Regions from separate parts of the Homo sapiens genome. Here region 1 is linked to region 2. The links are chromatin loops, found by intact Hi-C in ENCODE. Cell type or tissue: dorsolateral prefrontal cortex. All regions are shown on one strand. Links, peaks and the distances in the headings refer to the core of each region. The heading gives the core; the rest is flanking DNA. Region 1 overlaps LINC01520 (long intergenic non-protein coding RNA 1520). Region 2 has its middle 110 kb from the start of LINC02647.

What was found. Hi-C counts contacts between places; a loop is a spot of excess contacts. Peaks named below come from ENCODE experiments on the same cell type or tissue, not always from the same donor. Only the 100,000 strongest peaks of a DNase experiment are listed, where the experiment ranks them.
Region 1: a loop joins it to region 2, with 2.0 times the contacts of the local background. A loop is called at or near these places in 3 of 110 quality-filtered maps.

Annotation. Positions count from the first base shown.
Region 1 is chr10:85,491,545-85,494,459 of GRCh38, reverse strand. It overlaps LINC01520 (long intergenic non-protein coding RNA 1520), which reads right to left. Exons shown (of 6, transcript NR_120671.1): 6 at 2,459-2,635. Among named protein-coding and RNA genes, the nearest start is that of LINC01520, 43 kb to the right of the region's middle. RefSeq lists an enhancer at 1,075-1,884. In dorsolateral prefrontal cortex, for the core only: no CTCF peak of the experiment used is centred there; a DNase peak (open chromatin) is centred at 1,667; H3K27ac peaks cover 810 bases.
Region 2 is chr10:85,318,873-85,321,787 of GRCh38, reverse strand. No RefSeq gene overlaps it. Among named protein-coding and RNA genes, the nearest start is that of LINC02647, 110 kb to the left of the region's middle. In dorsolateral prefrontal cortex, for the core only: no CTCF peak of the experiment used is centred there; DNase peaks (open chromatin) are centred at 1,747 and 2,511; H3K4me3 peaks cover 726 bases; H3K27ac peaks cover 2,042 bases.

The DNA.
Region 1 (2,915 bases), core at 263-2,762, 170 kb before region 2:
AAAAGCATTAATGGAAATTTTTCTTCTTTCTTTTAGATAGGAGATATTAGAGTATGTTTATATACTAATGGTAATTCTGCAAAAGAGAAAGGGATATCAATGAGGCTGAACCCAGAAAAAACTAAAAATGTTGAAATATTTGAAGATGGTGGGCGTGAGCTGCAGGCCATGAATGGAGTGATTGGCCTTTAAAAAAATCAGCTCTCCAGAGAAAGGATGCTTGAAGTAGGTCCAGATGAGCATAAGTATGAGAAGCTTTTCAGGTATGAGTATTAGAAGCTATCTCTGTCCTCTGTGAGTTATGGGTGTCAGCACGTTGTCAGGCTCATCTCAGCCTCCAGAGCCTTCTTTCTGTTCACATAGTGGACCACTGTTCATCCTACTGGAGCACCTCTGCCCATGCTGTCTGCTGCATAAAATGATTATACTCTCAGCCTCCCTCACGTGGCTAATACTATATATCCTGTAAATCTCAGTGGAATTGCCAAGTATGCAGGAAAGCACACTCTGACTCCCCAGGGCACATTCTCAGCTCTGAGGGCAACTTTCCCTCACAGCACATATCCACATTGTAATTGCATATTCATTTTATTTAGGCTGTCCTCCCACAAGACAGTTTGTGCTATGTATTCTGGGAGTATTTCTTCTTTGAACCAACCTCTGGCATAGTGCCTAGCGTCTTGTAGGTGCCATTTTTTGAATGCATGAATACATGAATAAGTGAAGGTCGTGCAGGAGTATTCTTAGAAATATTATTTGATAAATCAGAATTTGTTGGCAAGAAATGTTATTTGCAATAATGCTTCCGCTTACTGATCAAATGCTCTAATATATTTAACCCGATAAATCATAGATTCATTTAGACAGCCATTCAGTAATAAACATGTATTTAGTAACAATGTTATGCCAGGTACTGAGAAAGGCAGTGCCACGGGACAGGGAAGGGTCACAGAAGCAATTCAGGTTTATGTGAGTAGAAGAGTTGTGGAAACAGACTCTTGCACTGGAGTTGTAGAGTTTACACTTACATTCTAACTCTTTTGTTTACAAATTTATTGGCATTGGTCAAGCCTCCCAAATTCTGTAAGCTGTTATCTCCTTATTAAAAAAATGAGACTCAACCTTAATCCCTTACAATATTGCTGTGAAGACTGCATATGGTGACCTTTGTGAAGACTTGTAGGGTGCCTGGTGCAAAACTCTGTTCTGCCCTTGGTTAATATCTAAGGGAGAAGTAAGGCAGGGAGCTTGGGTCCTAAGTATACACTGATTCTGCACATGAATGAAGCTGGGGAACTGTTGCTAAAAGAGGTCTTGAGTTGATTCTCAGATCATTAGATGAATGCAGTGTCACAGCTGGAAGGAACTTAAAATTCATGTTGTCAGAATACCTTCTATATAGGTGAGGCCTCTAGGGCTCTGAGAGGGGAAGGGCTTCTGCAGGTCCAGGGCTTCATCTCAGAGCAGAGGGCCAGCTGTATCTTAGAGACGGCACACTTCTTCTTCCCTTGCCAGTGGGGATTCTCAGCTGGGGTGCTAACAGGCAAGCTATTTTGAGCCAGGAGTTGTATAAAGAAAGGCTCACAGCAGTGCCCAACCTTGGTCTTGCCATTGTGTTGGCATCCTGTGATGCCTCCCTCCTTACAAGGCACTTTGTGTCAGCAGGAATGTGAGGCAAGTTGTGAAATTCAATTAATTCTACAGCCAGCCCACGTACCTCCCTCCAGGGCTGGCCCAGCCGGGATGATGCAGCACTACCCTCTCTAAAAAATAGGCTTCCTGACCCGTCTCCTTCCCTTCCAGCAGCCCCTCCTCAGGTCCTCCCCTGCTTTCTCTCCATGTCTTCACAGAAGACAAAGCTCATCTCTATGGGGATGTGTTTCTATATTAAAATACTGTTGCATAGCTAATTTTTATTTGGAATCTCTGGAAGCTTAAATTATAGAATTGCTTTTGTTGAAGTTGGGAGGGAGTGACAAAGATACTCCGCCTTCTCTCTTGAGTACTAATGGGTAAAAACAAAAAGCACAGATACCTATCTGACTAATATGTTTCCAGGATGTGCCTGTAATCTTGAAATACAGGAGTTCTAGGTAACTGAAACCAAGATAGGGCCAACAGTTCTCTCTCCTATGAAGGGGGGTGCGAGGGGCAGAGACTTGCCCTGGTTTTAGTGCATGGATTGAGAAAGCAAAGAGTCCAACATCCTTGTAAGAGGCCTAGATATCAGGAAGTGAGAGAAGGAGAAATCTGATTCCATTTTTGAGGCAAATTAAGTGCTCATTCAAACCTAGTGAGTATCCTGGACTCTAAGTATGGAAAGAGAAAATTTGTAAGAGTGCAGAGACAAGCTGAAATTTTTCACTACAATGTTTTCTCCTCCTGAGTAGTAAAATAAAATCCTTTTTCCATGGACAAAGTGAACACACAGAAATACTGGATCTCCCCTGACACTGTCTAAAATATTTAAACTGATTTTATTAAATTTGAGAGTTAAGATCAACCAGGATTACAGTTGTCCTTTTAGAGGCTGAAAATCAATGACCTTCTGGAGCAATCCCGTCCGTTCCTTCATGAAGCCGCTCCTCATTAGAGGTGGAAAGCTCAGATATGAATCTCTCACCTCCAGGAAACTCTGAAATGGGTTAGACAGGGCCATTAATTAAATTTAATTTTAAGGTCAAATTTTCCCCTTATCAGACGGTTTATCCACGATTCTGTTTTCATTCCACATTAAGTCTATCCATATTGTTCAACAGAAAACACTGGGAAAAGTGGTATAATGAACACTGTGTGATACTAGCATTTCTGAAGCTGAGTTATCCATCTTTAGACCCTTATTTGCCCCATATTTGTGATGATCCCACAAAATCACATAAAAATCAGCGTTTGTATAACAAAAAGTGTAGAAAACA
Region 2 (2,915 bases), core at 240-2,739:
CTCAGATTTGAAAATGACCTAAAGAGAAGCAGTTATTTGATTGCAGATTGCATTTCTCCTACTGCATCTCTGATAAGCCTATTTATTTCCTATGTTTATTCATCTCTAGAAAGCTGACCACCACAGAAGCCATCCACTGTCTGTAAGAACACAGAAGGTCTGGTAATTTCCTTTCAGCATTGAAAGCAAGCTGAGCTTCCTGAAGCATTCACTGTGGTTTCATCTCCAGGTTCCATGAAGAAAAGGTCTGATCCTTCTCCCACATTCTGGTGCCTCAATGACTTCTTGACAGTAACATTCCTTGCTGGGACTTTTCTTTGTCAAAGCCTTACCCTATTGTCTTCTTTGCCTGGAACTGATGCTCTGACCTGATCCACTGTGTAACAAACAGAAATAGGCATTGGAGATTTAGCATCGAGTTGGACCTAAGAGCTCAGATTTCTGATTTGTGAAATAGGAATAAGGGTCCCCACCTCACAGGCGTGTTGTGAGAAGATGTAGCAAACTCATGTATTTCTTTGCCTCCTTCCCATTCTGAATCCACATGATTTAACCAGAAATGTATTTTTAACTGAACTATGGGGGGATGATTGGTGGAGATCCAGGAGTTTGGCCTTTTTCCATGGTTAAGGATAAAGCCCAATATTAAGAAAGGAGAAAGAGAGATCCATTGCAGTGCATTCATCTGTTCTTCCCCCCAAACTATTGCATAATTACATTGCCTGAAAGCTATGTAATTAGAAGTTATAATCCTTATCCCGTTATAGTTGATTTGAACTTTAACAAATTTTAAATTTAAGCAATATGCATATGGTCTATTATGTTTATAAAAATAAGAAAAAAAAAGCAGAATACAACCACAGTTTAAGTAGAGATGATTGTTTTAAATGCTTGCCTCTTCCCCAACCCCAGCCAGAGGTGAAGCTGATGTCTCATAGTTGTAGATTCCCTTGATTGCTTGCTTATGCGTTTCCCTTTCCCTGAAAGTCACCAAAAATAAACTTTTAGCAAATAATTTGAATATTTTAATTTTTAAAACAAACTTCATTAAGCATTTACCAAGTACCAAACACAATGATTGTGTTGGATTACTTTTTCTTTCTTAAGTAATTCTAATATATCCCACTGTCTGATAACCATAGGGCATTAGAAGCTACTGGAAAGCATGCGGTAGGGAGACAGGACACAATTCCCTTCCCCTTGATCTGTAGCTTGAGTCCTGGTCTGGGTCGAAGACTCCTGCCCTCTCTGGTATGGTCCAGGGTGGGGGATGAGGAAGATGTGGGAAGGGGGGTGGGCCCAAGGACATGTCCCTCAGGGATGGAAAACAGACAGCTGCCATTCAGGAGGATGGAGCATCAAACCCCATTCTACCCCAAGCCAGAAACTGTGTTCCTTTAAAGCATCTGAGCTCAGGTGCAGGATTTCTCAGTAAGACCACAGGGTATGGAGGCAACGACTTGGCTTATACCTGGTGAGTGTGGGAGTCACAGACCTTATCAGAACTTCTGAGTGGACATGAGTGATGCCAGGAGCTGAATCCCACCACAGGATAAAGGAAGGTAGGGCTGGGCAACATAACATCAAACCAGGAACAGAGCAGAAAGCCCATGAACAGGCTGCAGACACCTTATGTGGCTGGCCTGATAACCGTTCCTGCTCTCGCTTAGCGCCCTGGGGCTCTGCTGTCTCAGGGACACCTCAGGCCATTGCTGGAGGAGGAGTTCTGGCAACACAGTGGGGTGAGTGATCACAGCCTCTGGCACTGGATGGTAGACTTCTCTCTGCAGCTGGCAGAGCCCTGGCAGGCAGATTCTTCCCAAGCATGCAAGTGGAGGCCAGGGAACTGAGACCCAGGAAACAGTTTCTGCTTAGTGATGAAAGGAGTTTTTGCACCTCACCCTGCTCCACTCTCCTCCAACCAATGGTCCTTTTCCTGCTCAGATAAGATGCTCACACTAGGGTGCCAAAGATTAATTATTTAGTGTCAGTGGAGGGTGGTATTTTTGATGATAAAGAGTTTCACGTAACTGCTAAGTATTATTATAATTAGAGAGCTAAGCAGATACATTTATCCTGCATCTAGTAATTAGGCAGGGAAGTAAATTAATTTTTCCCTATCCATGCTCATTTTCTTGTTGGTTATTTTTATATCAAGCACAAGGAGACAGCTTTATCTGTTTCATTATGGATTATATATGCTGTGCTCCTCTGTCCAACCAATTTAGATAAAAGTGGATCTGCCCTAGAGAAACTTCATTTGGGAGAGTGTGGTAGGAGGAGGAGATAAGGCCTTCTTGTCTAAGTGACTTATAAATAGCGGGCAAATAAATAGAAAGTCCCAGCTGCTGTTGGGAAAAAAAAAAAAAGAGTGCGCGTGTGTGTGTGTGTTTCTTCTATTACTGTATAATTAGCATGAGTCACTGTCCTCTTTGCTGGGAGTGCATGATGCAAAGAAGGAGGAGGTGTAAAGGAAGACAATTGGTGGACATTCAGCCGGGAGGAAGAGAGCCAGGCCTGGGTCTGAGGAAGGTGCTGGTCTTCACTGAGTTTCCAAGATACAGGAAGCTCAGAACAAATGGTGCACAAACAGCTCTCTAGTCCTTGTGGGGTGAGCCAGGAGAAAAGAAGCATCACTGTTGAATGTGTTCCATACAGGAGACATTGTGGATGCATGTACATGATGTGTAATGCTGCATTTCATTTCCTCTTTGAGGCCCCATTCCCCTGGAGGTTTAAGTGCTGCCGATCTATGATCTTCCCATCATTTTTCTCTGATGCACGTACCTCTGGGGGACAGAGAGCTCATTTACTCCTTGATGACGCCCATGCAGACAAGCTCTGAGATAACTTCATATCCTAGGTGGCTTGCAATCAATCACATTCCCAGAGAAAGGCAAAGCCTCTCCAAGCCT